2 separate regions of the Homo sapiens genome follow, and region 2 is linked to region 1. A link is a loop called in an ENCODE intact Hi-C map of the cell type or tissue named here. Cell type or tissue: body of pancreas. All regions are shown on one strand. Each heading gives the region's core, and the rest is flanking DNA. Links, peaks and the distances in the headings are about the cores only. Region 1 overlaps SPATS2 (spermatogenesis associated serine rich 2). Region 2 has its middle 22 kb from the start of TUBA1A.

Region 1 (15,890 bases), core at 2,623-10,622:
AGGCTGGTCTTGAGCTCCTGGTTTCAACTGATTCTCTCGCCTTGGCCTCCCAAAGTGCTGGGATTATAGGTATGAGCCACCATAAATGGCCTTAAAACCTATTCATTCTAATTCCACTAACCAACCAAGCAAAAATTCAAGCAAAGCCAATGCAGACGCCTTTTTTTCTTTGAAGACGGTTTCCTCTTTCCATATAAAATAACCAAAAAAGAGAATTGCCAATAGTTTTTTTCCTTCCCTTTTTTTTTTTTTTTTGAGACTTGCTCTGTTGCCCAGGCTGGAGTGCAGTGACGTGATCTTGGCTCACTGCAACGTCTACCTCCAGGGTTCAAGCGATTCTCGTGCCTCAGCCTCCCGAGTAGCTGGGATTACAGGTGTGCACCACTCATGCCTGGCTAATTTTTGTATTTTCAGTAGAGACAGGTTTCACCATGTTGCCAAGGCTGGTCTTGAACTCCTGACCTCAAGCAATCCACCCACCTCAGCCTCCCCAAAAGGTCAGGTGCAGTGGCTCACGCCTATAATCACAGCACTCTGGGAGGCCGAGGCCGGAGGATCACTTGAGGCCAGGAGTTCAAGATGATGCCTGGCCAATATGATGAAACCCTGTCTCTACTAGAAGTACAAAAATGTGGCGTGCGCCTGTAATCCCAATTGCATGGGAGACTCAGGCAGGAGAATCGCTTGAACCCAGGAGGCAGGGGTTGCAGTGAGCCGAGATCATGCCACTGCACTCCAGCCTTGGTGACAGAGCGAGACTCTGTCTCAAAAAAAAAAAAAAAAAAAAAAAAAGAAGTTAGAACGTGAACATAAGCCACGGTTCTCATGTGACAGGCTTTCAATGGAGTAACCTTTCTTTCCTTTTCCAATAGTCAAAAGCACCTCAGTTATAAGCTAATCCAGGAGATCATGTGACTCAATGATGATATTTTATAATCTGTTTAAGGAAAAAGAACCAGTAACAATCTGTATTGCTAAGGAGTATGTTGTTCAAGTTTTTTTGAGACAGAGTCTCACTCTGTTGCCCAGGCCAGAGTGCAGTGGCATGATCTCGGCTCACTGCAACCTTTGCGTCCCCGGTTCAAGCAATTTTCCTGTCTCAGCCTCCCAAGTAGTGGGGACTACAGGTGCACGCCACCACGCCTGGCTAATTTTTGTATTTTTAGGAGAAATGGGGTTTCACCTTGTTGGTCAGGCTGGTTTCAAACTCCTGACCTCAGATGATCCACCCGCCTTGGCCTCCCAAAGTGCTGAGATTACAGGCGTGAGCTACTGCACCTGGCCTCAAGTTTTTAGTTGGCTACAGAAAAAAAAAAAAAAGGCTGAGCCAGGGCCAGGCACTGTGGCTCATGCCTGCTATCCCAGCACTTGGGGAAGTCGAGGCAGGAGGATCACTTGAGCCCAGGAGGTCAAGACCAGACTGGGTAACAAAGTGGGATCTTGTCTCTCCAAAAACATAAAAATTAAAATAAAACAAAATAAAAATGGCTGGGGTGTTAAGCCCCCTTAGTGAGTGGCTGACCAGATCCTCATTTGAAACTGTGATTTTGGCTGGGCATGGTGGCTCATGCCTGTAATCCCAGTACTTTGGGAGGCCAAGGCAGGCGGATCAGGCGGATCACCTGAGGTCAGGAGTTTGCGACCAGCCTGGCCAACATGGTGAAACTCTGTCTCTACTAAAAATACAAAAATTAGCCGGGTGTAGTGGCACACGCCTGTAATCCCAGCTACTCGGGAGGGTGAGGCAGGAGAATCGCTTGAACCCGGGAGGCAGAGGTAGCAGTGAACCGATATTGCGCCACTACATTCTGGCCTGGGAGACAGAACGAGACTCAGTCTAAAAAAAAAAAGAAACTGGAATTATGACACCAATGTCTAAAAGCTCCAGAAACCAAAAAAGATGAAAACGTGTGGTGTAGGAAGGTAAACACTGCAGAATAAAACAAACAGGAATACCTGGTAAGACAGAAAACAAAAGAATGGTGTAGTGGAAAAGTATCTTTGGGTAAAATATTTTTGTGCCCATCTTTCTCACCTATAACATGAACGTAATACCACAAGTGATAATGTTATATAGATTAGAAGCACTGTACATAAAAGTTTCTGACATACAATAAAAGCTTAGTAATTGAGCTCAGTAAATAGCGGCAGCAATTATTATTTTAATTCTTGTATTCATCTTGATTTCTCAGTTTCAGCAGAATATCTCTTTAGTAAAATGCAATCGTATTAACCGGTAAATCATTATACATTCCAGATTCATTGTACAGAAATTATTAAATAAACATGTACGCACACTAACACAGTGTAGGCAGTTATGAAGTGATGAATCAAACTAATTTTAAGTGAAAAGATCACATTGAAATTACACTCTCACTGCGATTACAACTATTCAAGAATATGTATGAATATACATAAGGAACACAAGGGAACGCAGGAAATAAAAATTACTTATGTGTTAAGGTGGTAGAATTTTGAGTTTTACTTATATCTAATAAAACGATTATAATTATGGGCAATATAGTAAAAGTAAGAGGGAATAATGAAATCTTTAAAAAAAGGAAAAACAAAATTCAGATCCCTCCATCAAATGCTCTCATTATACCTCAGCCTCTGACTTCATCCCTCGCTACTTTCACTATTGCCCCATAGCAACAGCTAGACTGTGTGTGGTCCCTACGTGTCCCTTCTATGCCTCTGCTCATATCTCTGAAATGCAGTGGTCCACCCCAACCTTTCCGCCAGTGTAAATACCATGCTTTTTACATAGCTTGATAATGATTCATTTCCCCAAAGAAATATTTTCTAATTAACCCCACCCCACAGTGGCCCTGCCTTTAATCTTAAAACCTTTCCCGCTACTCTGATCTGACCTGAAGAATCCCAGAATCACAAGGCACTACAAGTTGTGACTTAAGAATAATAGTGATTTAGGACCTTCTGAATCACAAAATCAAAAGAACATTGAATATTCAGATGGAGTATTCTTATAGTTTTACTTTATTGAACTTAGAAAATACTTTCATAGGCTCAGCCTAAATCCTGGTGCTTCTCATCCTAACCTGTTTCATAATGACTAAGTTCCTTAGTCCCTAAATTCTCCTACATTGGGGTTTCTCTGTTACATAGCCTTTAAGCTGAAGAGGAAACAATACAGATGCTCCTCGGCTTACAATGGGGTTATGTCCCAATAAACCCACTGTAAATCGAAATTTTTTTTTTTTTTTTTAAAGAGACAGGGTCTTGCTCTGTCACCCAGCGTGGGAGTACAGTGGCAAGATCATGGCCCACTGCAGCCTCCACTTCCTGGGTTCAAGCGATCCTCTTGAGTAGCTGGACTATGGGCACGTGTCATTGCGCCCAGTTAATTTTGTTACTTTCTGTAAAGACGGGATCTCATTATGTTGCCTAGGCTGGTCTTGAACTCCTGGACTCAAGTAATCCTCCTGCCTTGGCCTCTGATATGGTTTGGCTGTGTCCCCACCCAAATCTCACCTTCAACTGTAATAATCGCCAAGTGTCAAGGGTGGGGCCAGGTGAAGATAACTGAATCATAGGGGTGGTTCCCCCATACTGTTTTTGTGGTAGTAGGTCTCAAAAGAGCTGATGGTTTTATAAATGAGAGTTCCCTTGCACAAGCTCTCTTGGCTGCCACCATGTAAGATGTGACTTTGCTCCTCCTTTGCCTTCAGCTATGATTGTGAGGCCTTCCCAGCCACGTAGAAGTGTGAGTCAATTAAACTCTTTCCTTGATAAATTACCCAGTCTTGAGTATGTCTTTATTAGCAGTGTGAGAACAGACGAATACAGCCTCCCGAAGTGCTGGGATTACAGGCATGTGCAAATTGAAAATATCTTAAGTTGATAATGCATTTAATATACCTAACCTATTGAACATCAAAGCTTAGCCTAGCCTACCTTAAACATGCTCAGAACATTTATATTAGCCTGCAGTTGGGCAAAGTCATCTAACACAACACCTATTTTATAATGAAGTGTTGAATATCTGATGTAATTTATTAAACACTACACTAAAAGTGAAAAACAAAATGGTTGTATGGGTATACAAAGTATGCTTTCTACTGAATGTGTATCACTTTCATACCATCATAAAGTTGGAAAATTATTAAGTTGAACCATCATAAGTAGGGAACTGTCTGTAATATGACATGTACCAACAGTCTCTAGCCTTGCCAAGCTTTAGTGGGGAAGTGAGCCATCAATGAGGTATGAGATGAAAATCATAGGTTAATAAGTCTGAATATATACATTCAAATATTGGATCTGCAACTTAGGCAAATTGCTTAACCTAAGACATACATTTATTTTCAGTAAAACAGAATTAACAATACCTACTTTGTGGAAAAGAAATCAGGATTAAAAAAATCCAATAATATAACTGAACATGTTCAGTAAAATATTCTTCATATGTTATTACTGGTTGAGCATTCCTAATCCAAAATGCTTCAAAAGCTGTACTTTTTTGAGCACTGACATGACACTGAAAGAAAATACTCATTGGAGCAGTTTGGATTTTGAATTTTTAGATTAGGGATGCTCAACTAGTTTCTGCAGACATTCCAAAATCTGAAAAAAATAAAAATAAAAAACCTAAAACATTTCTAGTCCTAAGCATTTCAGATAAGGGATACTCAACCTGTAATTATTTTCACAGATGGTTAGAGTTAAATTTTAAATAAAAAAATATCAAGAACCATGGTGTCAAGTACTAGTAGAAACAAGATATCAACAAACTAAGCTTCAAAAACCAAAGAATGATTTAGAACTACAGTGCTATGTACATTTTTGATAATACATATTACATTAGCACATTCCTTTATTTCTACACATTTTAGATATTTTTGGAGATAATATTTTGCAGGTAGTTTGGTTCATAAAATGATTCCTAAGTTTTCAGCATCTATATGTGGCCTTTAAATGTAAGGACTTAAAAGCCTTCGGTAAGACTAAGCTTGATTTAACGTTAAAAAAAAAAGCTCTGAGCTGGGCGAGGTGGCTCACACCTGTAATCCCAGCACTCTGGGAGGCTGAAGCAGGAGGACCGCTTGAGCCCAGGAGTTCAAAACCAGCCTGGGCAATGTGGCAAAACCCCATCTCTACAAAAGATAGAAAAATTAGCTGGGCATGGTTGCACCCGCCTTGTAGTCCCAGCTACTCAAGAGGCTGAGGTGGGAGGATCCCTTGAGCCTGGGAGGCTGTAGTGAGACACGATGGCGCTACTACACTCCAGTATGGTCAACAGAGACCCTGTCTTAAAAAAAAAAAAAAAAAAAAGAAAGAAAGAAAGAAAAGAAACAGGAAAAAAAAAAACGCGCCAATAAAAGGACATAGAGGAATCAGGAAAAATTTCAAAACCTTAACCATAAACTTACATGACTTTCTGTGATATATAATCTCAAATTTCTTGATAATCTTTTTCTCTTACCCATTTCTCCTTTTAAAAAATACCTTTTGACTTTCATAAAATGGAAACTTTTTATTTAAAAGAGAAGCTGAGTGTGTATCCTGTTGGCATTTTTCATCAACACATTATAGGACAATCTTCCAAAGGAGTTTATATATTCTAGCTTCATGTTCCACTCCATATCCTGCCTCCTTAATATCCTTAAACTTAAGTCAACTAACAGCTCCAACAATGAAAGGCAGACAAATATTACTAATTAACAAGAAAAGTAAACTTGGGTCTAGAGATGATTATTGCTAAGTCACCAATAAGAAGAAATTTTAAGTTTTATACATTAGAATGCTTCTGAGTTTACCTTTCTATAGGTGTGTCAGTTTTTGTTCGGCATCAAAGTGAAAGGAGTTATCTGTATAATTTCCCTAGTGCCTTGTCAGGGGTAATGTACTTTTACTGGGGCAAATCTGTTAGAACTCTTTGCCTTTTTTTTATGCTATAACCAACACAGAAATGTCTTTCTAAGTGACATTAACTCCAAGCTCTGGTTTGGTGCCAAATGGAGTTAGCTCACTTGCCAATTATGTCTTGAAGTAGCGGCTACAAGGAACATTGAAATAAGGTGGTTTATAAACTCAATCAACCAGAGCAAAGGGCTTTATACTAGCAGGAAAGGGCAGGTAATCTCTTTCCTCAAGTTAAATTGACCTGGTTGTTACGTCAGCTAATCAATCCTAAATACACAGTTCCCAGGTAGGAAACCATTTCATTTGTCATTTATTGAAGGAGGCTCCTCCTGGCTGGGTTCCAGTCAGCAGGAATTCACAAATCTCTCTCCCGGAACTGCGTTTCCTGCTGGTTCAAGCTTGTTCCGAATGGAATCAGATCCTGTGACTAAGTAATCAGTAAGCTGAACAATCATGGAGACCAGAGGCTTATCAAAGCAAAGTTGTGATGACCTACTACACTTAGCTCTTTCTTTTTTCTTTTTTTTTTTTGAGATGGAGTCTTGCTCTGTCGCCCAGGATGGAGTGCAGTGGCGCGATCTTGGCTCACTGCAAGCTCCTCCTCCCGGGATCACGCCATTCTCCTGCCTCAGCCTCCTGAGTAGCTGGGACTACAGGCGCCCGCCACCACGCCCGGCTAACTTTTTGTATTTTTAGTAGAGACGGGGTTTCACCTTGTTAGCCAGGATGGTCTCCATCTCCTGACCTCGTGATCCACCCGCCTCGGCCTCCCAAAGCGCTGGGATTACAGGCATGAGCCACCGCGCCCAGCTCTTTTTTCTTTGTTTTTTGAGATGGAGTCTCGCCCTATCGCCCAGGCTGGAGTGCAATGGCGCGATCTCAGCTCACTGCAACCTCCACCTCCTGGGTTCAAGCAATTCTCCTGCTTCAGCCTCCCTAGTAGCTGGGATTACAGGTGCACGCCACCACGCCCGGCTAATTTTTGAATGTTTAGTAGAGATGGGGTTTCACCATGTTGGCCAAGCTGGTCTTGAACTCTTGACCTTGTGATCTGCCCGCCTTGGCCTCCCAAAGTGCTGGGATTCAGGCATGAGCCACTGTGCCCAGCCAGCTCTTTATTTTCTAAACAAGCCAACAATATCTTATATGACAAGAATGCAGTGCAAAGGGCATGGTGCTTCCTCCTAGAGGTTCAGAAAGGGGAAAAATCAGTTACCTAAAATAATTTCCAGAAGTTAGACCTTAATTTAAGGAAAGTTTGGAGAAATGGTGGGATTTAGATAAATACAGAGGAATAGGAGAACATTTTCAGGCTGGGAAAGTGGCATTAACTAGTAGATGGAAGAGGAAATGTGAATGTTAAGTTTTGAGACAATGAGTAATCTGGCAGGAGCAAAAATATGTGTCAAGAAAAACAGAAGACAGCCAGGCGCAGTGGCTTATGGCTGTAATCCCAGCACTTTGGGAGGCCTAGATGAGAGGATTGCTTGGGCCCAGGAATTGGAGACCAGCCTGGGCAATATGGTGAAACCTCATCTCTACAAAAAATTAAAAAATTAGCCAGGTGTGGTGGCACATGCTTGTAGTCCCAGCTAGGGGACTAGGGAGGCTGAGGGTGGGAGGATGGCTTGAGCCCAGGAGGTGGAGGTTGCAGTGAGCCATGACCGTGCCACCGCACTCCAGCCTGGGTGACAGAGCCAGACCCTGTCTCAAACAAACAAAGAAAAACAGAAGACATGACATTAAATTCCTAGCCATAAAACCTGAAAAGTAAAACTTAGAGTTCAGGACAAGGCATGGGTAGACTAAGATGAATTATCTAGCCCCAAAGTAAGTTTTGGTTCTGATGATTTAACTTTTTGGAGGCATTATTTCATTTTGATTAACTACTCCTCTGCAATTCCAGAGACCAGGAGGACTGAGGGGACCTACACTCTCCTCTATCTCTTATATGTTGTGGCAAAAGTGACTAGACTAAATTTGTGAACAGAGACACAGTTAGGTATAACCTGAGGGAACAGTCTACAGGCAGCAAGAAAGCATGTATGGTTTGTTCTTTTCATGAACACTTCCTGTCATATTTCAGATCTAGACAGTTACTAAAAATAAGTATAATGAACAAGTTCTAAGTCTCAAAACATCACCCTAGCTGCTTGTCTTCCTGTCATTTTAATATGGTCCTTAAGTCTTTTCTAGTTTCAAAAAATCCCTTATAAAATACCTCCCACAAAGGAGCTAGAATTTAAACATCTGTTAACACCAGCTGGGCACGGTGGCTCACTCCTGTAATCCCAGCACTTTGGGAGGCAGAGATGGGCAGATCACCTGAGGTCAGGAGTTCGAGACCGGCCTGGCCAACATGGTGAAACCCCATCTCTACTAAAAACACACAAAAAATTAGCCAGGCATGGTGGCACATGTCTGTAGTCCCAGCTACTCCGGGAGGCTGAGGCAGGAGAATGGCTGCAACCTGGGAGGCGGAGGTTGCAGTGAGCCAAGATTGGGCCACTCCACTCCAGCCTAGGCGACAGAGACTCCGTCTCAAAAAACAAACAAAACAAAACAAAAAAACAAATATCCGTTAACACCTTAATATCTAACAGTTAAAACAGCTTCAGTGTTCCAGGAAACATTAGAATATTGCTATGGTTTGAATGTGATCCCCAAAGCTCGTGTGTTGGAAACTTAATCCTCAGTGCTACAGTGGTGAGAGGTGGGACCTTTAAGAGATGATTAGGTCATGAGGGGAGAGTCCCACAAATGAATTAATTTTGTTATTGAGAGAGTGGGTTCATTAGAAAATTGAGTTTGGCCCTCTCTGGCTCTCCCATGCATGCTCCCTTGCCCTTCTGCCATCTGCCATGGAATGACACAGCAAGGTCCTTGCCAAGATGTGGGCCCCTTGACCTTAAACTTCTCAGACTCCAAAACTGTAAAAAATAAATCTCTATTCACTATAAATTACCCAGCTTCAGGCAGATCACTTGAGCCCAGTAGTTCAAGACTGGCCTGGGCAACATAGTGAGACCACATTTCTACAAAATATTTAAAAATTAAAAAATGAGCCAGGTGTGGTGGTACATGCCTGTAGTACCAGCTACTTGGGAGGCTGAGGTGGGAGGATTGCTGGAGCCCAGGAGGCTGAGGCTACAGTGAGATGTGATCGTGCCATAGCATTCCAGCCTGGGTGACAGACAGAGTAAGACCCTGTCTCAAAAAACAACAATAATAATAATAATTAATAAAAGGGCACTTTATTGGAGTGGCATAAATTAAAAAGGATGGAAGAAGGTAGGAAAGCAAAGACAGATTTTTTCTACTTTATAATTTTGTTCAAAAACATACATCATGTCATTTGTTATAGGATCTTAGTTTAAAAGGAGACTTTTTTTTTTCTTTTCTTTTTTTGAGACAGAGTTTCGCTCTGTCGCCCAGCCTGGAGTGCAGTGGCGAGATCTTGGCTCACTGCAAGCTCCGCCTCCCGGGTTCACGCCATTCTCCTGCCTCAGCCTCCCGAGTAGCTAGGACTACAGGCGCGCGCCACCACACCCAGCTAATTTTTTGTATTTTTAGTAGAGACGGGTTTTCACCGTGTTAGCCAGGATGGTCTTGATCTCCTGACCTCAAGATCCGCCCACCTCGGCCTCCCAAAGTACTGGGATTACAGGCTTGAGCCACCGCACCGGCCTAAAAGGAGACTTTAAAGTATATGATCTACTCTATAATTATGTGTCCCTTTCCAAACAATATTAAACTCCAGCTCATTTCTAGAGCATTGTGAGTTATCTGTACCATTCTCACACTGTGACCAAGAGAAATAGAACAAAGCAGAAAGCTAAATATACCATAGGATTTATAAGTCTCTCCTACTATGTAGTTAGTCATGAATGAATGAACTTGGGGAATGGCTGACCATCTTTATATTTATATATGATCATTTTTATGCTACTGATATCAAATGCAGCTTAAATTACCAGCTCTCCAATTCAGCAAAGGCTTGTTTCATTTTCTTAATGGAGGCATCCATCTCTTCTTTAACTACAACTCGATACCGTGCAAGAGACACTGTGCAGCGCTGGAGGTCTTTTACAGATTTTTCAATATTGGAACCTTGGGGAAAAAAACCGAAATATTAAAAAAAAAAAAAGAATAATTATATAGGTAACTTGAAAGTCGGATCTGAACACCAAAGCCAAATGTCATGTAGACTAAGAATCTTTCCTAAATAACCACCTTCCCCAATGAGAAAAACATGTTTTTATAGATTTTTGGAAAAAAAAGGATCCTGGTCAAGATGGAATAATAATAATTGGATTTATTCTTCTATCTTAAACAACTAAAAACATACAAAGACAAAATATATGAAACAATGGTTTTCAGACAATGTGTAACAGGTAGTACTTTTCCCGAGACAACAGAAACAAATGAAGTGAGGCCTATGATTGCCCCAACTTGCTGCCTCAATAGTTTCTAGGCTACAATGCAGGGAGGAGAAATCCTCAACAGCCTGGTGGACCCCCTGAATTGAAGGGACAAAGTTGGGAATTTGGAAAGGCCAAGATGGCTGAAATTCTGGGGCAGAGTATTGGTGAGGAAAGAGCTACACACATGAGAGAGCTGCACGGAGATCCACAGAGGATTCTGAGTGTGGACCAGTGCATGAGTATAAAGAAACTACCCAAGACTGGAAAGACAACAGGCAAAAAAAAAACAAAACAAAACCAAAGAACCACCAAAAAACAAAACAAAACAAAACAAAACAAAACAAAACAAAACAAAACAAAACAACCAGGCAGAACAATCCCCAGAGCTCACCAGGCCAGGGACAGTTTGTGCTCACACCAGCCAGAGTGGAAAAACCTCACAATATATGGCAGGCAGAGTAGTTGGAAGGATACTGCCTCAGCAACAGGGCAAAATTATTTCTAGACTAAAGGCTGCTCTAGTCCCACCTAAAAAAGCTTAAAAGAAACAGAAAAATATGACCTATAAGTAAGAGAAAAAATCAATCACAGAGGCAGATGCGGAAATGACACAGATGATAGAATTGAGTAGAAAAGGACATCAAACAGCTATTATAATTAGATACTATAGGGCCAGGTGTGGTGGCTCACGCCTGTAATCCCAGCACTTTGGGAGGCCAAGATGGGTGGATCACCTGAGGCCAGGAGTTCAAGACCAGCCTGGCCAGCATGGTGAAACCCTGTCTCTACTAAAAATACAAAATTAGCTGGGTGTGGTGGCACGCACCTGTAATCCCAGCTACTCGGGAGGCTGAGGCAGGAGAATCACTGGGAGGCGGAGGTTTCAGTGAGCTGAAATCACACCATTGCACTCCAGCCTGGGTGACAAGAGTGAAACTCCATCTCAAAAAAAAAAAAAAAAAAAATAGATACCATATGTTCAAGAAGGTAGAGGAAAGCATAAGCGTGGTAAGAAGAGATATGGAAGATATCTTAAAAGACCCCAGTTGAACTTCTAGAGACAAATAAAACAATGCCAGAGACATATACTGCATAGAATTAACAGCAGAATAGAAACTGTTAACAAAAGATGAATACAGTTGAAGACAGCAGTTTTACAAACTATCCAAAATGAAATGAAACACACAGAGAAAAAAGACTTTAAAAAAGGTACCAAATTTTCAAAATTCCTTAAGTTACAGGATTTAATAGAATATAATTCACCATGTGGACATTACAAAATTAAAATGTTCTGTCTGTATAGTACACTTCAAAGCACTGTATATATGAGGAAGCCAGCTTTGTAGAAAAGGATGGACTGCATTTACCTACTCAACACATTTTAACCAATTTCCAAGAGTTCTATTTACCTTTCTATATTCACCAATCCCCAAATTACATATATAATTGATTGCTGGAAACATGGATCTAAAAAGTTTGTAACTATGCCAAGATATGCATTTCCAATTTTTTTATTTAAATTCTTCCTCATCTCAACTTGATTTTATTTTTTAGAATCCACCTAAAAGCTTTCAAGCCTTGTGCGCATATATATATATATATATATATATTTTTTTTTTTTTTGGCTTGATTGGATAGTCTCAAACCTGCTGATCTGCAACAGGCTGAGGGCTACCAGAACAATGAAAAAGGGGAGCTTACCTAATTAAAATTTGGCTCATGTGTAATAAATAATTCCATAAAGAGCTACTGATTACAAGTGTCCTTTATATTTCTATGTTTCATTTGTTTAGTGGAGTGGACCACCATGCTTAGATGTATGAAACTCAGATATAGGAAACACAGGGTATTATCTCTGTCTGCTGAATTACTGGCTGTTTGTTTAAATGATTATTGTAGTTTTCTTTTTTTTTTAAGCAAAGAGCTATCACCAGTCAACGCCACATACTTAAGAGAAAATGACCTTACTTTTTCTAAGCTAGAGTCTGTCAGAGGACTCTAGCTCAGTAAGAGCATGAAGTTATGAAGAGGAGTGAAAATATTTCTTTAAAATGTCAATGTTGGCTGGGCGCAGTGGCTCACGCCTGTAATTCCAGCACTTTGGGAGGCCGAGACAGGCGGATCACGAGGTCAGGAGATCGAGACCATCCTGGCTAACACGGCGAAACCCCATCTCTACTAAAAATACAAAAAAATAGCCGGGCATGGTGGCACTCGCCTGTAGTCCCAGCTACTTGGTAGGCTGAGGCAGGAGAATGGCATGAACCCGGGAGGCGGAGCTTGCAGTGAGCCAAGACTGCGCCACTGCACTCCAGCCTGGGGGACAAAGTGAGACTCAGTCTCGGGGGAAAAAAAAAAAAAAAGTCAATGTCAGAGAAGGTAGAGCTTTTACTTGTTGGGTCAACCAGAAGATAAAAATGAAAGAAATAGCACCAAAACGTTGCAATAAAGCAAATAAAGAAACAGGTTAATGTTAGCAGGTAAATCATTCTGGCAGTAGAGTTTGACTTTAATTCACAAAACGTGCCGTCGTAAGTAGATTGTACAGCATTTAAACTACTTTCAGACTCCAACTGTGTACACAAAGGTTAGGGGAAGGGCTGAGTAGTCAGTCACTGTCTGGAAAATGGAAAAATATTAACTGATGCCCTTCTGAAACCTTATTTATGGCAACAGAGATAATTTGCCCTCTTTAGCCAAAAACACAGATTTTTCATTTTCTCTCACAGGTGGGCCTCTGACTTACTTAGCTTTTTACTGGTGGCGAGGGGAACATCTTCCATCCCCATATTTGAAAACTGAGTTTCTGTGGTAGGTCTTGAGAGAGATTTGGCAGCATTCCTGGGTTGTTGAGAATTGTGAATAGAGTGCATAGTCAAAGACTTGGTCTCAAAATCAGAGACACCATTCTGCAGCATGGATCCTGTCCAAGAAAGAGGACTGTACTTTAGAGCACAATTTAGGAGTAAACCAGTCATTCTTAAGTACACAAAGAAAACAGGTAAAAATGTTTGAGGCAAAACCATGCCTCTTAAAAGACTGTAAACAAAATCAACTGAAACAATAGAACAAAGATCAGAATCAGCTGGGTATGGCTATCGGCAGCTTCGGGCTTAGTCTTAAGTGGCGTCCGGAATGAAGAGAAGAGTCTGTGGCAACACATCTTTAGATAGGGAGCTCAATCCCTGTGGCTCTGTGGCTTCTTTGTAGCTTGGTAGTTTCTATGTAAGTCTGGCACAAGGAATCAAAGAAAGTCAGTATCACCAACTTCTGCAAGCCTCCATGTTAAGAAAAAAAGAGTTTTAAACTCTCTCGAGGAAAGAAGAATTTAAAAAGCTTTAGGGGCCAGGCATAGTGGCTCACGCCAGTAATCCCAGGTATTCAGGAAGCTGAGGCAGAAGGATCACTTGAGCACAGGAGTTTAAGACCAGCTTGGGCAACAGAGAGAGACCAGGTCTCTCAAAACAAACAAACAAACAAACAAACAACAACGCTCTAGGGGATAGAAGTGTAATAAGTTAGGAAGAGTTAGGAAATGAGAGGAAAGCTAGTTCAGAAAAAAATGGAAACCACTGGCTATTGTTGGTTTGAGTCAGTGCAATGTTTTTCTCTAAGTCTTTTTTTGTGTATGTGTGTATACTAATCAATAAAAGAACACCTAAACAGCACAGCATAAATCTTATATTGGCATTACACTTCTAAAGCCAGGAGCAGCAGGGCAGGGGAACTGGATTAACAAGTAATGTTTTAAAAGAGAAATTTCCAGTATCTTACCCTCAAAAAAATGGTTAACAAAGAAAGGTACAAGATATGTGAATTTACAACTAACACTAATCTTAATTCTTCACTAGAAAACAAATGTGAGACTATAAAAACCAACAGCCTAGTTCTCACAAAAGCTGAAATTATCATTATTATATTTCTCACTATGTTGGGTCTTAAAATAATAATATCAACATCATCATCTTCCTGAATAACTCCACAATTTTTAAAAAACAACTTAAAGTCACCTTCTGTAGTCTCTAAATACTGAGGTATTTCTCTGCTATTAACCCATTTATGCCGGAGGCTGCAATTTTTTTAATTTTTGCATGAGTGGAAAAATTAGATCTTGGCGATGACCTTGAGCAGTAGGATATGAATAACTCCCACATGCTCAGCGTTCCAATAATGGAACACTAGGGTTCAAGTTAGATGATTTCCACAAAACTGATTTAGACAAGAGTTAAAATATAATGGAACAAGAATTGTATTTTTTCAGCCAGGCGCGGTGGGCAACGCCTGTAATCCCAGCACTTTGGGTGGCTGAGGCGGGTGGATCATGAGGTCAGGAGATCAAGACTATCCTGGCTAACACGGTGAAACCCCATCTCTACTAAAAAAAAATACAAAAGATTAGCCAGGCGTGGTGGCGGGTGCCTGTAGTACCAGCTACTCAGGAGGCTGAGGCATGAGAATGGCGTGAACCCAGGAGGTGGAGCTTGCAGTGAGCTGAAATCACGCCACTGCACTTCAGCCTGGGCGACACAGCGAGATTCCATCTCAAAAAAAAAGAATTGTATTTTTTTCTAGGCCTTTGATAATTATAAAATGTGACTCAGACAAAAAGTAACAAAAACTAAAAAGTAAAAAGACTAATCAGCAAGCACTGGATAAAAAAAGACTAACTAGATTTAATTGATCACTTTCTCAACGAGGAGAACCCTGTTTTTCAACTGAATGCAACTTTTTCAAAATCTGTTAATAAACTCACCTGTTCTATCCAGCGTATCTAGCATGGCAGACTCGGGATCCTCCAATTCTCTGGCATCTATTGAAAGTGTCTCCAAACCTTCACTGAGTGAGTCCACAGACTCAGTGTCATTGATGGCACCATTGACATGGTAGCCATTCATACCACCTTTCTCTGAGGAAGGCGCAGACTGTTCCTCTTGAATGGAAACTGATTTACTGGAATCTGGGATGCCGTTACTTGGTTCTGCGGCAGGTTTCGGTTTGTTTTTCTTCTTTTTGTTCTAAAGTTATTAAAAATTTGAAAAAGAAAAGAAAAGAAAGAAAAGATTCCCCCACAACCTAGAGAGGTAACTCTAGCTACCCAAAGGTAACCAATGTTACCAATTTCTTGTATGTTCTTTCAGAAATTTAATATTTTCACATATGCTGAACTATTGCCTAAAATAAAATTTTACTATGTGAAATCCTATACTTTAGATAAACTCAAACACATAAATATAAAACATTTCTTCATGACAAAACCCACCTTCAACAAAATCAAAAGATAAATTACAAAATGTGAAAAAAATATGTGCAGCTTATAGTCAAAGAGCTAAATATATACAGAGTTCTCAGAAAAAGCAAAATAATCCCATAGAAAAAAATAGTATAAGCTATAAGCATATAGAATGATATGCAACCTCAGTCTAATAAGAGATATATAAATTAAAACTGCACTGCAATTATCATTTTTCATTTATTAGATTAGCAAAGGTCAAAAAGTATGTTAACACTGTAGAATTGATAAAGGTTGAGGGTATAGAGAAACAGCCATTTTCATGTATTACTTCTGGGAGTTCAAAGTGG
Region 2 (15,890 bases), core at 5,058-13,057, 340 kb after region 1:
GTGAGCCAATGTGCCCAGTCAAAACAATTTTTTTTAATTAGCTGGGCGTGGTGGCGCAGCCCTGTAGTCCTAGCTACTTAGGTGGCCAAGGCAGGAGGATCCCTTGAGCTCAGGAGTGCAAGGCTGCAGTGAGCTGTGATCATATCACTGCACTCCAGCCTAGACGACAGAGCAAGACCCTGTCTCAAAAAAAACCACAAAAAACAAAAACAAAAAAACCCTGAGACATAGGGCAGGCTTCCATCTAGTAAATGGAGTAAGGAGGTAGGAAACAGCTGTAGAAAGAAAATGACACTTGCCGTGGACAGTAGCACATGCCTGTAATATCAACATTTTGGGAGGCTGAGGCAGGAGTATCGCTTGAGGCCAGGAGTTTGAGACCAGCCTGCACAACATAACACGACCCAGTCTCTCTTAAAAAAAAGAAAAAAGAAAAAAGAAAAATTTAATTAGCTGTGTGCAGTGGCAGTGCCTGGAGTCCCAGACACTCAGGAAGCTGAGACAGGAAGATCTCTTGAGCCTGGGAGATCAAGGTGCAGTGAGCTATGATTGGCCACTGTATTCCAGCCTGGGCAACAGAGCAAGACTCTGTCTCAAAAAAAAAAAAAAAGAAAAAAAGAAAAGAAAAGAAAATGAGAATGACAGTAACATACCACCATTTCCAATCCAGCATCAGAAGTAATGAATCAAAAGGTCCAGTATAAAGTTGGGCTCAGTGGCTCACACTTGTAATCCCAGCATTTTGGAAGGCTGAGGTAGGAGTATCACTTGGGCCAGGAGTTTGAGACAAGCCTGGGCAACATGGCGAGACCCTGTCTCTACAAAAAATAAATCAGCTGAGTGTGGTGGCCAATGTCTGTAGTCCCAGCTACTCAGGAGGCTGAGGCAGGAAGATCACTTGAGCCTAGGTGGTCAAGGCTGCAGTGAGCCATGATCACATCATTGCACTTCATCTTGGGTGATAGAGAGGAGACCCTATCTTTAAAAAAAATTAAATGAGGCCAGGCAGGGTGGCTTACGCCTGTAATCCTAGCACTTTGGGAGGCCAAGGCGGGCAGATCACAAGGTCAGGAGATAGATACCATCCTGGCTAACATGGTGAAACCCTGTCTCTACTAAAAATACAAAATATCAGCTGGGCGTTGTGGCACATGCCTGTAGTCCCAGCTACTCAGGAGACTGAGGCAGGAGAATCGCTTGAACCTGGGAGGCGGAGGTTGCAGTAAGCCAAGATCGCACCACTGCACTCCAGCCTGGACAACAGAACAAAAATCCGTCTCAAAAAAAAAATTAAATGAATAAAATAAAAATTAAAAGAAAGTCCAATGTAATAAGACGAAGAGGAGCTAACCCTAGAGAAAGGAGCTTAAAGAGATCAGGCCAGGTATCCAAGAAATAACACAAGGGGAAAACATCAGGGACCTAGGCAGAGGCCTGGTAGGCAGACTGACTGGCTCCCATGTTAGGGATTATATAAGGAAACAACAGCTCAATGCACCTTTGGGTGTTGGGTGTCCAGGATATTGAAGGCCAGATATTTAAGGTCTTTTTGCCTGTTGGTCAGAAACCTCCCACAATTCCTTGCCGCAAGGGCCTCTCCAAAGAGTAGCAGACAGCAAATGGCTTCCCTCAGGACAAGTGAGCAAGACAGCAAGAGAGAGCTGCCAAGATGAAAGTCACAGTCTTTTTGTAATGTAATATCGGAAGTGACATCTCATCACTTTTGCTGTAGCTAATAAGAAGTGAATCACGCATGGCCGGGTACGGTGGCTTACGCCTATAATCTCAGCACTTTGGGAGGCCGAGGCAGGTGGATCACCTGAGGTCAGGAGTTAGAGACCAGTCTGGCCAACATAGTGAAACCCTGTCTCTACTAAAATTACAAAAATTAGCCAGGCGTGGTAGCACAGGCCTGTAATCCCAGCTACTCAGGAGTCTGAGGCAGGAGAATCACTGGAACCCGGGAGGCGGAGGTTGCAATAAGCCAAGACTGCGCCATTGCACTCCAGCCTGGGCAACAAGAGTGAAACTCTGTCTCAAAAAATAATAATAACAATAATAATAATAATGAGAATTTAACCAATAAGTACATATGATTACATAGATTCTGTAATTCTTAGAAAAATCACAGATCCTGGATCTAGTTTTCTCTTCTCAGGCTTGCAAATTATAAATAAATAAAAGAAGTGCCTCTAAAAGATTCATAACCAAACATAATGCCAAGTCTTGTTTTTCTACAATATATAGTATCTCTATTTACATAAAATTATATATGTGTATATGCCTAGAGAGATGTCTAATAGGATCTTTATCAAATATTAAGAGTATTGGCCAGGCTTGGTGGCTCGCGCCTGAATCCTAGCACTTTAGGATGCCAAAGCAGGTGTATCACTTGAGGCCAGGAGTTTGAGACCAGCCTGGGCAACATAGCGAAACCCTGACTCTATAAAAAATACAAAAATTAGCCAGGCGTGGTGGCATGTGCCTGTAGCCCCAGCTACTAAGGAGGCTGAGGTGGGAGGATCTGTTGAGCCAGGAGGTGGAGGCTGCAGTGAGCTGTGATAGTGCTACTGCACTCCAGCTTAGGCAACAGAGAAAGATAAAAAACAAAAAAATTGGAGCTGATTGCTTAAGAAGTTATTTTTCCCTGAAGTACTGGCATTTAAACAGGGAATTTTTAGAAACTAAAGATTCAACTTTTAAAGAAATCTCCAGGAAGAGAATTTCAAGCACCATCTGAGCAAAGATGCTATTTTGGGTAGCTATTTTAAGTATCCTGAGCCGTTAAAATCAGTGCACAGTGATAGGCTAATAGTCACTCTTCCTACCTGAAGGCTAACTCAGTCCCTCACACTTTATCACTTGATTTTTCTTTTCCTAATATAACAGGTTTGTTGAAATATAATTCACATACTGTCCAATTCACCCATTTAAAGTATACAATTCAAGGCCAGGCGAGGTGGCTCATGCCTGTAATCCTAGCACTTTGGGAGGCCGAGGTGGGTGGATCACCTGAGGTCAGGAGTTTGAGACCAGCCTGGCCAACATAGTGAAACCCCAACTCTACTAATAATACAAAAATTAGCAGGGCATGGTGGCGCATGCCTATAATCCCAGCTACTCGGGAGGCTGAGTTGGAAGAATCGCTTGAATCCGGGAGGTGGAAGTTGCAGTGAGCTGAGATCACACCACTGCACTCCAGCCTGGGTGACAGATACTCCATCTCAAAAAAATAAAAATAAAAATAAAAAAGTAAAAAAAAAATGTTTTAAAAAAGTATACAATTCAATGGCTTTTAGTATATTAAGAGGTGTGTGATCACCACAATTTTAGAACATTTTCATCACCCCCCAAAAAAACTCTGTAACCTAGGCAACCACTATCTCCAGGCAACCACTAATCTAGTTTCTGTCTCTGCATATTTCCCTATTCTGGACATTTAATGTAGAAGGAAGCATACAATATGCAGGCATTCATAACTGGCTTCTTTCTTTCTTCTTTTCCTAATCCATTCAAGTACATCTATTTTGGAAATATTTCCATTTCAATGATCCAAATTGTGATGAGGAACACCACCAGGGCATGAAATTTTAGAATATAGCAATCTCTTTGTATTATTAATTGATATACACGCCATAAAATATACACACCATAAAATTCACCCTTTATAATTTTAAAGTCTCTAGTATATTCACCAGCTTGTGCAATATCTGTCCTTTTAAATTTTTATATTTGTCTGTTCACTAGTTCCAGAATTTAATTTTGTCATTCATCAAAAGCTCAAACTGTGCACTCATTAGCAGTCACTCCCCATTATCTCCTTCCTTGTACTAGCTCATGGCAAACACAGTAATCTACTTTCTGTCCCTATGAATTTGCCTATTCCGGACATTTTATACAAATAGAATCATGTAATATAGGGCTTCGTTATCTTAACACAAAGTTTTCTTTTTTTTTTTTTTTTGAGATGGAGTCTTGCTCTGTCACCAAGGCTGGAGTGCAATTGCATGATCTCAGCTCACTGCAACCTCTGCCTCTGAGGTTCAAGCAATTCTCCAACCTCAGCCTCCCAAGGAGCTGGGATTACAGGGACGTGCCACCATGCCCAGCTAATTTTTGTATTTCTCGTAGAGATGGAGTTTCACCATATTGGCCAGGCTGGTCTAGAACTCCTGACCTCAGGTGATCTGCCTGCCTCGGCTTCCCATAGTGCTAGGATTACAGGGGCCACTGTGCCAGGCCGAGCACAATGTTTTCAAGGTTCATCTATATTGTAGAATGTATCAGTACTTCCTTTCTTTTCTGGGGGAGCGGGGTGTGGAACGGAGTCTTGCTCTGTCACCCAGGCTGGAGTGTAGTGGCGGAATCTTGGCTCACTGCAACCTCCGCCTCCTGGGTTCAAGCAATTCTTCTGCCTCAGCCACCTGAGTAGCTGGGACTACAGGCATGCGCCACCATGCCAGGCTAACTTTTGTATTTTTAGTAGAGACTGCCTTTCACCATATTGGCCAGGCTGGTCTCAAACTCCTGACCTCGTGATCCACCTGCCTCCGCCTCCCAAAGTGCTAGGATTACAGGTGTGAGCCACTGTGCCTGGCCAGTACTTCTTCTTATTGCCAAATAATATTCCATTATAGGGATATACATTTTCTTTATTAATTGATGGGTTGTTTACATTTTTTGGCTATTATGAATAATACTGCTGTTAACTTTTGTGTACACGTTTTTGTGCAGTCATATATTTTCATTTCTCTTGAGTATACACCTAGAAGTGGAATTGCTGGGTCTTACTATAGATCTGTTTAATATTTCATGGAACTGCCAAGATATTTTCCCAAGTGGTTATATCATTTACATTCCTACTAGTAGTGTAAGAAGGTCCAATTTTTCCACATCCTTACTAAGACTTGTTATTTTCTGTCTTCTTTTATTATAGCCATCCTAGTGGGTGTGAAGTGGTATCTCACTGGGGTTTTGATTTGCATTTTCTGATGGCTAAAGACTTGAGTACCTTCTCATGTGCTTATTGGCCATTTGGGTATCTTCTTTGGAGAAGTCTACATTTAGAGCCTTTGCCCATTTAAAATTTTTATTTTATTTTTTAAATAGAGATGGGGTCTTGGCCAGGCGTGGTGGCTCATGTCTGTAATCCCAGCATTTTGAGACCCCGAGGCGGGCAGATCACCTGAGGTCAGGAGTTCGAGACCAGCCTGGCCAATATGGTGAAACTCCAGTCTCTACTAAAATACAAAAATTAGCTGGGTGTAGCAGCGTGCACTAGTAATCCCAGCTACTCGGGAGGCTGAGGCACAAGAATTTCTTGAGCCCAGGACAGGGAAGTTGCAGGTTGCAGTGAGCTGAGATTGCACCACTGCACTCCAGCCTGGGTGACAGAGTGAGACTCTGTCTCAAAAAAAAAAAAGAGATGGAGTTTCACTATGTTGCCCAGGATGGCCTCAAACTCCTGGGCTCAAGTGATCCTCCTGCCTCAGCCTCCCAAGTGCTAGGATTACAGACGTGAACCACTGCACCCAGCCTAAAATTTTATTATTCGTCTTTTTATTACTGAGTTGTAAGAGTTCTTTATATGTTCTAGATACAAGTATCTTATATATGTATAGAGAAAAATTCTCTTCAAACTGTTTTTCCTCTACTCTCAAACCACAACAATCATCAAACAGAAGACAACTTCTGTGACCAAATGTGTGGAGGATTTCTCCACACACCAAGTAGCAGATACCAGCTGGGTGTCCTCTAATTCAGTTCCTATATTATCACTCAGAGATAGTGTCAGATCCCACAGGTTGAGGGTTCAGTCCCCAAGACTGCCCCAGCCCCCGACTCTAACCCCACACACACCAGTCACAAGTTCAGCCCCCGGGACTTCTGACCGACTGGTTTCAAGTTGACGCTCCCATGACCCCTTCTTTGGGTTCGATTAGTTTGCTGGAGCAGCTCACAACACTCAGGGAGACACATTCACCAGTTTATTATAAAAGATATTGCAAAGGATACCGATAAAAAGAATAGGTAGGGTGAGGTATGGGGGAAGGGGTGTGGAGCTTCCATCCCCTCCCTGGGCGCACCACCCTCCAGTAACCTCCATGTGTTCAGCTGTCTGGAAGCTCACTGAGCCCTGTCATCTTGGGTTTTTACAGAAGCTTAAAGACATCAGCATTCCTTCTCCCAGGTTATAGGGTGGGACACTCTCATGGGAGGGTATTAAGACCTACAATCAGAAAGGTCGGGAAAGATTAGGCTGGACCTGGTGGCTCACGCCTGTAATCCCAACACTTTGGGAGACTGAGGTGGGCAGATCACCTGAGGCCAGGAGTTCGAGACCAGCCTGGCCAACACAGTGAAACCCCCATCTCTAATTAAAAAAACACATACAAAATTAGCCAGGCGTGGTGGCGCGTGCCTGTAATCCCAGCTACTCGGGAGGCTAAGGCAGGAGAATTGCTTGAATCCAGGAGCCAGAGGTTGCAGTGAGCCGAGATCACAACACTGCACTCCAGCCTGGATGACAGAGTGAGAACCTATCTTAAAATAAAAAAGAAAGAAAGAAAAAAAGGTCGGGGAAGATTAGCATGAACAGAGGGCAGGAGAACATCAGATGCCTGCCCTGAGGCTCAACACACCCAACATTCTAACAAAAGACTGTAAAGAGGGATATGGAAGTTATGAGCCAAGAACCATAGATGAAAACCAATATATAACACTACAGATATATGATTTGCAAATATTTTCTTCATTTTGTGGGTTGTCTTTTTACTTTCTTGATAGTGTGTCTTTTGAAGCAAAGAAGTTTTTAATTGTGATGAGGTCAAATGTATCTATTTTTTCTTTTGTTACTTATGCTTTTGGTGTCATACCTAAGAAGCCTTTGCCTAACTTAGCGTCATTAAGATTTACTTCTAGGCTGGGCGTGGTGGCTCACGCCTGTAATCCCAGCACTTTGGGAGGCCAAGGCGGGCAGATCACCTGAGGTCAGGAGCTCGAGACCAGTCTGGACAATATGGTGAAACCTCATCTCTATTAAAAATACAAAAATAGGCTGGGTGCAGTGGCTCACACCTGTATTCCCAGCACTTTGGGAGGCCGAGGTGGGCAGATCACAAGGTCAGGAGTTCAAGACAAGCCTGGTCAACATAGTGAAACCCTGTCTCTACTAAAAATACAAAAATTAGCTGGGCATGGTGGTGCGCACCTGTAGTCCCAGCTACTCGGGAGGCTGAGGCAGAAGAATCACTTGAACCCGGGAGGTATAGGTTGCAGTGAGCCGAGACTGTGCCACTGCACTCCAGCTTGGGCAACAGAGTGAGACTTCATCTCAAAAAAAAAAAAATAAAACTAAAAATATATACAAAAATAAGCCAGGCGTGGTGGCATGCGCCTGTAATCCCAGTTACTCAGGAGGCTGAGGCAGGAGAATCGCTTGAACCCGGGAGGCAGAGGTTGCAGTGAGCTGGAGATCACGCCATTGTACTCCAACCTGGGCATCAAGAGTGAAACTCCGGTCTCAAAAAAAAAAAAAAAGGATCACTTTTAAAAAGAGACAGCAAGAATAGAACAAGGAAAGCAGTAAGAAGTAGATTATTTTAGTGTCTGAGAGAAAGATGGCAGACATTCAGGTTATGTTTTGTTAAGTAGAGCTGACAAGATTTGCTGATGCGTTAGATGATAAATATTAGAGCAGGAGAGTGAGAGAGAGAAGTCAAGGATAACTCAGAGGTCTTTGGGCTAAGCAACTGGGTGAATAAAGGTAACATTTACTCAGATGGAGAATCCTGGGAGAAGAAAGGAGTGGTCTGTATGTGAGTGTGTGGACTGGAGTGGAGTAGAATTCAAGAGTTCTGTTTTGGACATGATAAATTTAGGATGCCTATTAGGCATCCAATCAGAGATGTAGAGTAGGCATGTGGATATGTGTTTCAGAAAATAGGCCTGGGTAGAAGATACAAATTTGGGAGCTACCAGTATATAGATATTTAAAGTCATGAGACTAGATGATTGTACATCTTTTCTTTTTTTTTTTTTTGAGATTGAGTTTTGCTCTGTCGCCCAGGCTGGAGTGCAGTGGCGCCATCTCGGCTCACTGCAAGCTCTGCCTTCCGGGTTCATGCCATTCTCCTGCCTCAGCCTCCCGAGTAGTTGGGACTACAGGCGTCCGCCAACACGCCTGGCTATTTTTTTTGTATTTTTAATAGAGACGGGGTTTCGCTGTGTTAGCCAGGATGGTCTCGATCTCCTGACCTCGTGATCCACCCACCTCGGCCTCCCATAGTGCTGGGATTACAGGTGTGAGCCACTGCGCCCAGCTGAGTGTACATATTTTCTTATGAAATTGGATTATGTGACCATATCTCTTTTTTTTTTTTTTTTTTTAGATGGAGTCTCACTCTGTGGCCCAAGCTGGAGTACAGTGGCTCAACCTCGGCTCACTGCAGCCTCTGCCTCCCGGGTTAAAGCAATTCTCCTGCCTCAGCCTCCTGAGTAGCTGGCACCTGTAGGTGCCTGCCACCATGCCTGGCTAATTTTTGTACTTTTAGTAGAAACAGGTTTTCACCATGTTGGCCAAGCTGGTCTCAAACTCCTGACCACAAGTGATTCACTTGCCTTGGCCTCCCAAAGTGCTGGGATTACAGGCATGAGCCACCATGTCCGGGCTATGTGACCATTTCTCTGTATCAGTGTTCTTTACATTTTTGCTTATCACCTAAAAAAAAGAAATTAAACTATGTAACTCCAGTCATTTTTAAGTTGATATCTAAAATTCTTCAAGTTAAGTTTAAATACGGTAAAAGCTGAGGCAGGAGGATCACTTGAGGCCAGGAGTTGAAGACCAGCTGAGACTACATCTCTACAAAATGTAAGAAAACAAGTAGCTTTGCCTGTCTTCCCAGCTACTCAGGAGGCTGAGGTGGGAGGACCTCTTGAGCCCAGGATATATATGTGTGTATATATATATATACACACACATATATGTATATGTGTGGAGATATATACATACGTAGTGTAAAATAATGTAATTTTAAGCATATTGTGGCCAGGCATGGTGGCTCCCACCTGTAATCCCAGCACTTTGTGAGGTCAAGGTGGTAGGATTACTTGAGCCCAGGAGTTTGAGACCAGCCTGGGCAACACAGCAAGACCCCGTATCTACAAAAAAATTTAAAATTAGCTGGGCATGGTGGCATGCATCTGTAGTCCCAGTTACTCAGGAGACTGAGGTAGGAGGATTGCTTAAGCCCAGAAGGTCAAGACTGAAGTGAGCCATGATTGAATTACTGCACTTAAGCCTGGGCAACAGAGCAAGACCCTATCTCCCCCGTCCCCCAAAAGAAGCATGTTGTAAATATTGATGTTTTACAGTAAAACTTACACCATTCTGTTACATCTAATGTAATCTAAACACACAGTAACTTGATGCTTACCATCATCTGTTTTTAAAAAATGACAGAATTCTGGGTTTTGAATAATATGGTGGGCCAGATATCTTGATATGCCTTCCAATAAAAATTAAAATTGCTAGATAAAATAATTTTCTTAAAAGCATTAAAAAGGTGACAAGATAGTAAGGAACCTTTAAACCAGAAGGGAGTGGAACACTAATGCCATTTTCTCTACAACCTTATAGGTGCTGGAGTATTTTATTTGTTTGTTTGTTTATTTATTTTGAGACAGGGTCTCACTCTTTCACCCAGGCTGGAGTGCAGTGGCACGATCACAGCTTACTACAGACTTGACCTCCTGTGTTAAAGTGACCCTTCTGCCTCAACCTCCCAAGTAGCTGAGCACCATCATGACTGGCTAATTTAAAAATTTTTTTTTGTAAAGACAGGTTCTCGTTTTGATGCCCAGGCTGGTCTCGAACTCTTGGGTTTAAGCGATCCTCCTGCCTCGGCCTCCTAAGGTGCTGGGATGACAGATGTGAGCCACCACGCCCAGCCTAGGTGCTAGGTAAAGTCCAGGGCCCACCCCAAGTTATAAATATAATAAGAGGCCTGCCTCATCAAAAAGTTGAGGCTCCAACTAAACCTCACAGACTGGGCAAGGTGGCTCACATCTATAATCCCAGCACTTAGGGAGGCAGAGGGAGGATGATCAGTTGAGTGCAGGAGTTAGAGACCAGCCTGGGCAACATAGGGAGACTCTAACTCTACAAAAACTAATTCGCTTGGTGTGGTGGCACACACTTGTAGTCCCAGGTACTGAGGAGGCTCAGGTGAGAGGATCACTTGAACCCAGGAATTTGAGGCTGTAGTGAGCTTTGTTTGCCCCATTGCAATCCAGCCTGGGCCACAGATTGAGACAGTGTCTCTAAAAAACAAACAAATAAAAAAGTAGAATACGGAAAGGCTGGCTGGGCGTGGTGGCTCACGCCTGTAATCCCAGCACTTTGGGAGGCTGTGGCAGGGGGATCATAAGGTCAGGAGATCGAGACCATCTTGGCTAACAAGGTGAAACTCCATCTGTACTGAAAATACAAAAACAAAATTAGCAAGGCGTGGTGGCGGGCACCTGTAGTCCCAGCTACTTGGGAGGCTGAGGCAGGAGAATGGCGTGAACCCGGGAGGCGGAGCTTGCAGTGAACTGAGATCACGCCACTGCGCTCCAGCCTGGGCAACAGAGCGAAACTCCAACTCAAAAAAAAAAAAAAAAAAAGGAATATGGAAAGGCTAGACATTAAAGAATTAAGTTTATATTGAATATTGACAATGAATAGGAAAAAATATACATAAAAAAGAACTAATACTCATTTAAGAGGTAAGAAAAAGAACAGTAAAATAAATAAAAAGTTAGGCTGGGCCTTGTGGCATGGTGGTGGCCACCTGTAATCCCAGCTACTCAGGAGGCTGAGGCAGGAGAATTACTTGAACCCGGGAGGCAGAGGTTGCAGTGAGCCGCGATCACATCATTGCACTCCAGCCTGGGCGAAAAAGCGAGACTGCGTTTCAAGAAAAAAAAAAAAAAATTAGCTGGGCACGGTGGCACACCTGTAATCTCAGCTACTGGGGAGGCTGAGGCAGGAGAACTGCTTGAACGCAGGAGGTGAAGGTTGCAGTGAGCCAAGATCGCAACACTGCACTCCAGCCTGGGCAACAAGAGCTAAACGCCGTCTCAAAAAAAAAAGTCTGACTTACCATTTTTTTTCTTTTGTTGCTTGTGCTTTTGGTGTCATATCTAAGAAAGCATTACCTAATCAAAAGTAATAAAGATTTATCTCTGTTTTCTTCTTCTGAGTTTTATAGTTTTAGCTCTTATATTTAGGTCTTTGATCCATTTTAATTTTTGTGTATGGTGTGAGGTAGGAGTCTGTATTAATTTCTCAGAGCTGCTTTTAAACCACAAACTGAGTGGCTTAAAACAAAAGAAATGTATTGCCTCATAGTTCTGTAGGCTAGAAGTTTGAAATCAAGGCGTTGGCAAGTTTGGTTCCTACCAGAGGCTCTGAGGGAGAATCTGTCCCATGCCTCTCTTCTAGCTTCTGCTGGTGCTGACAATCCTTGGCATTCCTTACTTACCTTGTAGACACCACTACAATTTCTGCCTGTGTTGCTACCGGGCATTCTCACTATGTTTCTGTGTCTTCACATGGCCTTCTTATAAGGACAGTCATTAGATTTAGGGCCCACTCTAATCCAGTAATTCCCCATCTTAACTAACTACATTTGCAAAGATTCTATTTCTAAAGAGGGCCACATTCTGAGGTTGTAAGTGGACACTGAATGTTGGATAGGGTGACACTATTCACACAGCAGAGTCCAACTACATTCCTTTGCATGTGAATATCCAGTTGTCCCAGCACCATTTGTAGAAAAGACTATCCTTTGGAGCACCTTGTTACAGCCTAGCAAGGGTGGAAGTCTAGGCTCCCCACTCAGTCTTGGTGATACAGGTAGGGGTAGGGTCACAGTTCTTTCTGTAGCACTTGGCTGGAGTACAGGAGTTGTTATATAAAGTTTGCTGTCTTGCTAGATTTTCCCTTTCCTGGTTCTTTGGCTAGTGAGAGAAGGTTTTCGTTTTTTGTCTCACCCTTCGGCATTTTTGGATTGTCAGCTTCTTCAGTTCCAAGGCTTCGAGATGTAAGGTAGGAAGAAAACCCAGGAAACTCATCACTATGTTGTTCCTTGGACCCCCAAGATCCCTAGCTTGTCTGCTGCCTTCTCTCCATCTTTCAGTCTTTTTTTTTTTTTCTTTTTGAGACAGAGTCTCACTCTTTTGCCCAGGCTGGAGTGTAGTGGTGCGATCTTGGCTCACTGCAACCTCCACCTCCTGGGTTCAAGCAATTCTGCCTCAGCCTCCTGAGTAGCTGGAATTACAGGCACACGCCACCATGTATGGCTAATTTTGTATTTTTAGTAGAGATGGGGTTTCACCATATTGGCCAGGCTAGTCTTTAACTACTGACCTCAAGAGATCCACCTGCCTCAGCCTTTCAAAGTGCTGGGATTACAGGCATGAACCATCACGCCCGGCTTTTCTTTCAGTCTTCTTATGTTTGTTTTATATATAATGTCCAGGGTTTTTAGTTGTATTTAGTGGGAGGAATTTAGGAAGTATGTCTACTCCACCTTCCCAGTGCACTTAATTTATAGGGCAATTTAAGTAGAATTAGCATCTTTGTAATCTGATACCTCCAAATAATACGTGATATATCTCTCAGTACATTAATCATAATATCTTCATAATATCTCTCAATAAAGATACTATTTTCTTGCAGATGTCTTGTTCTTTTGTTGTTATTGTTGTTGGTGTTAGTGTGAAAGAAAATAGAATCTTGGGACCCCAAACTCACTATGCCAAAGGGACATTAAGCTTGAGAGCTGAATTACTGCATTCCTTTTGTTACCAGATAGCTGTAATTTCACAATCCTGTACCATAGCCTCATTTCCTCTACTTCCCCTTTTCACATGTAAAATGTCAATTTACTGAGGCTAATCAGAGCCTCACAAGAATGTAACAATTCGCCTCACTACCTACCCTACCTCCCGTTTTCCCCCTCCTGCTTGCTCTTTCTCCTTTAAATAATGAAGTTCCCTGCCAGGTATGGTGGCTCACACCTGTAATCCCAGCACTTTGGGAAGCCAAGGTGGACGGATCACCTGAGGTCAGGAGTTCAAGACCAGCCTTGCCAACGTGGTGAAACCCTGTCTAAAGGGGGTTTTGGGAATTCTTAAATTCTAATCGTTTATATGTAAATTTTGCGGACAATTTTTGCATACATGTCATGATGTTACCAGTGGAGGGTGTCCAGGTCCCTGGTGTCTTAAACAAAGATTTGGACAAAATGTACAAAGTAAGGAAAGAATGAAGCAACAAAAGCAGAGATTTGTTGAAAATGAAAGTACACTCCACAGGGTGGGAGCAGGCCAAACATAGGGGCTCAAGGGCTCAGTTACAGAATTTTCCTGGGTTTAGGGTGTGGTGGCTCATGCCTGTAATCCCAGCACTTTGGGAGGCCAAGGTGGGCAGATCACCTGAGGTTGGGAATTCAAGGCCAGCCTCACCAACACAGAGAAACCCTGTCTCTACTAAAAAATACAAAAATTAGCCAGGCATGGCCCGTGGTGGGTGCCTGTAACCCCGGCTACTCAGGAGGCTGAGGCAGGAGAATCTCTTGAACCCAGGAGGCGGAGGGTGCAGTGAACTGAGATCGCACCATTGCACTCCAGCCTGGGTGTCAGAGTGAGACTCTGTCTCAAAAAAAAAAAAAAAAAAAGAAAGAAAGGAAGAAAAAAGAATTTTCTGGGGTTTACATCCCCTCTAGAGGTTCCCACTGGTTACTTGGTGTACGCCCTATGTAAATGAGGAGGATATTTTTTGTCATAGCTGAAGTGTTTTCATTTTCATTTGATTTAGTTCTAGGAAGTCCTTAGGTTCCCTGCCTCTAGTCCCTATTCTCCTGCCTCAGTGAGTGGTGCAAGGTTAGAGATAAGCAGGTCCTTGCATGTTTGTGTCTTTCCACAGTGTCAGGCTTTTACTGATGCTATTGCAATCACAAAAGCCAGGAGCTACACGGAGTTCCCAAGGGGGCAATCTCCTTAGTACTGTTACAGTAGGTAGTTAGACAGGCAAGAGCAGGGCAGGAGAGGGCTCCCTGCACCCACCAGGAATGTCAGGTGACCAATGGTCAGGCAGTTGTCACACTACCTATCTAAAATAATTGGTCACAGCCAGTACCAGGGAGAGGCAGTTTCCCAACAGATAAACACCTGAAATTGGTAATCAGCAGCTTCCGTAAGATCTAAGGAACTGGGCGAGTGGGCTCGAGCATGCACATTAAGAGGCAAAATGGAGGCATATGACCTTCCAGGGCATTCCACCAGAAAAGGGAAGAAAACCTCAGGTGAATATGTTTACAACTCCAGTAAACACACTGCGCATGCTCACCTGCCAGGCGTTAGTAGGCCACTGTGCATGTGGGCAGCTCACCCTAAGGCAAGAATGAAGGGAAAGGGGCACAAAATACTAGAAGTAGACCAGCATATGAAATCCAAGGTCTGGACCGGGCCCAGTGGCTCATGCCTATAATCCCAGCACTTTGGGAGGCCAAGGAGGGTGGATCATTTGAGGTCAGGAGTTCAAGACCAGCCCGGCCAATATGGTGAAGCCCTGTCTCTATTAAAAATACAAAAATTAGGGCTGGGCACGGTGGCTCACGCCTGTAATCCTAACACTTTGGGAGGCTGAGGTGGGCGGATCACGAGGTCAGGAGATGGAGACCATCCTGGTTAACATGGTGAAACCCGGTCTCTACTAAAAATACAAAAAATTAGCCAGGCGTGGTGGCAGGTGCCTGTAGTCCCAGCTACTCAGGAGGCTGAGGCAGGAGAATGGTGTGAACCCGGGAGACGGAGCTTGCAGTGAGCCAAGATCGCGCCACTGCACTCCAGCCTGGGCAACAGAGCGAGACTCCATCTCAAAAAAAAAAAAATACAAAAATGAGCCAGAGCACAGTGGCTCACACCTGTAATCCCAGCACTTTGCAAGGCCGAGGCAGGCGGATCATGAGGTCAGGAGATCAAGACCATCCTGGCTAACACGGTGAAACCTCATCTCTACTAAAAATACAAAAAAAAATTAGCCAAGGGTGGTGGCGGGTGCCTGTACTCCCAGCTACTTGGGAGGCTGAGGCAGGAGAATGGCATGAACCCCAGAGGCAGAGCTTGCAGTGAGCCAAGATCGTGCCATTGCACTCCAGCCTGGGCAACAGAGCGAGACTCTGTCTCAAAAATAAATAAATAAATAAAATAAAAATACAAAAATTAGCTGGGTGGTAGTAGTGTGCGCCCTGTAATCCCAGCTACTCGCGACGCTGAGGCAGGAGAATCGCTGGAGCCTGGGAGGCAGAGGTTGCAGTGAGCTGAGATCACTCCACTGCAGTCCAGTCTGAGCGACAGAGTGAGACCCTGTCTCATTAAATAAATAAATAAATAATCCTAGGTCCAAGGTGAAATGGGGCACTTCTCCTTCAAGTTGCCCACTTGGGTCTCTTCCAAGTGTTCTTTCCTTCCTTTTGTTCCTGGTGTAAAGCTTTTTAATAAACTTTTACTCCTGCTTTAAAACTTGCCTCGGTTTCTCCTTCTGCCTTATGCCCCTCAGTGGAATTCTTTCTTCTGAGGAGGCAAGAATTGAGGTTGCTTCAGGCCTGTATGGATTTACTGCTGATGATCTGTATACCTTCCACAGCTAACAGTACTTCCTGTTCACTCAGTAGTCAGAGCTGTGGGCACGCAAGCCAGTCAATATTGTAAACCATACATAATAGTATAATTAATCAATATATAAATGTTACAAGTTAAACATTCCATGACAAAGTAACATTTAACATCAAGAGGAGAAAGAGATAGGAGAAAGGGTTAAAGAACCAGTCCAGGCAGAA

Evidence for each region. A loop is a pair of places that touch in the nucleus more often than their neighbours do. Peaks named below come from ENCODE experiments on the same cell type or tissue, not always from the same donor. Only the 100,000 strongest peaks of a DNase experiment are listed, where the experiment ranks them.
Region 2: a loop joins it to region 1, with 3 times the contacts of the local background. A loop is called at or near these places in 1 of 110 quality-filtered maps.

The regions. Positions count from the first base shown.
Region 1 is chr12:49,494,176-49,510,065 of GRCh38, reverse strand. SPATS2 (spermatogenesis associated serine rich 2) reads right to left here. Exons shown (of 14, transcript NM_023071.4): 7 at 15,064-15,325; 8 at 13,057-13,233; 9 at 9,861-9,996. Among named protein-coding and RNA genes, the nearest start is that of KCNH3, 37 kb to the left of the region's middle. In body of pancreas, for the core only: no CTCF peak of the experiment used is centred there; a DNase peak (open chromatin) is centred at 6,235; H3K27ac peaks cover 811 bases.
Region 2 is chr12:49,158,641-49,174,530 of GRCh38, reverse strand. No RefSeq gene overlaps it. Among named protein-coding and RNA genes, the nearest start is that of TUBA1A, 22 kb to the left of the region's middle. RefSeq lists silencers at 902-1,107, 4,078-4,271. In body of pancreas, for the core only: no CTCF peak of the experiment used is centred there; no DNase peak of the experiment used is centred there.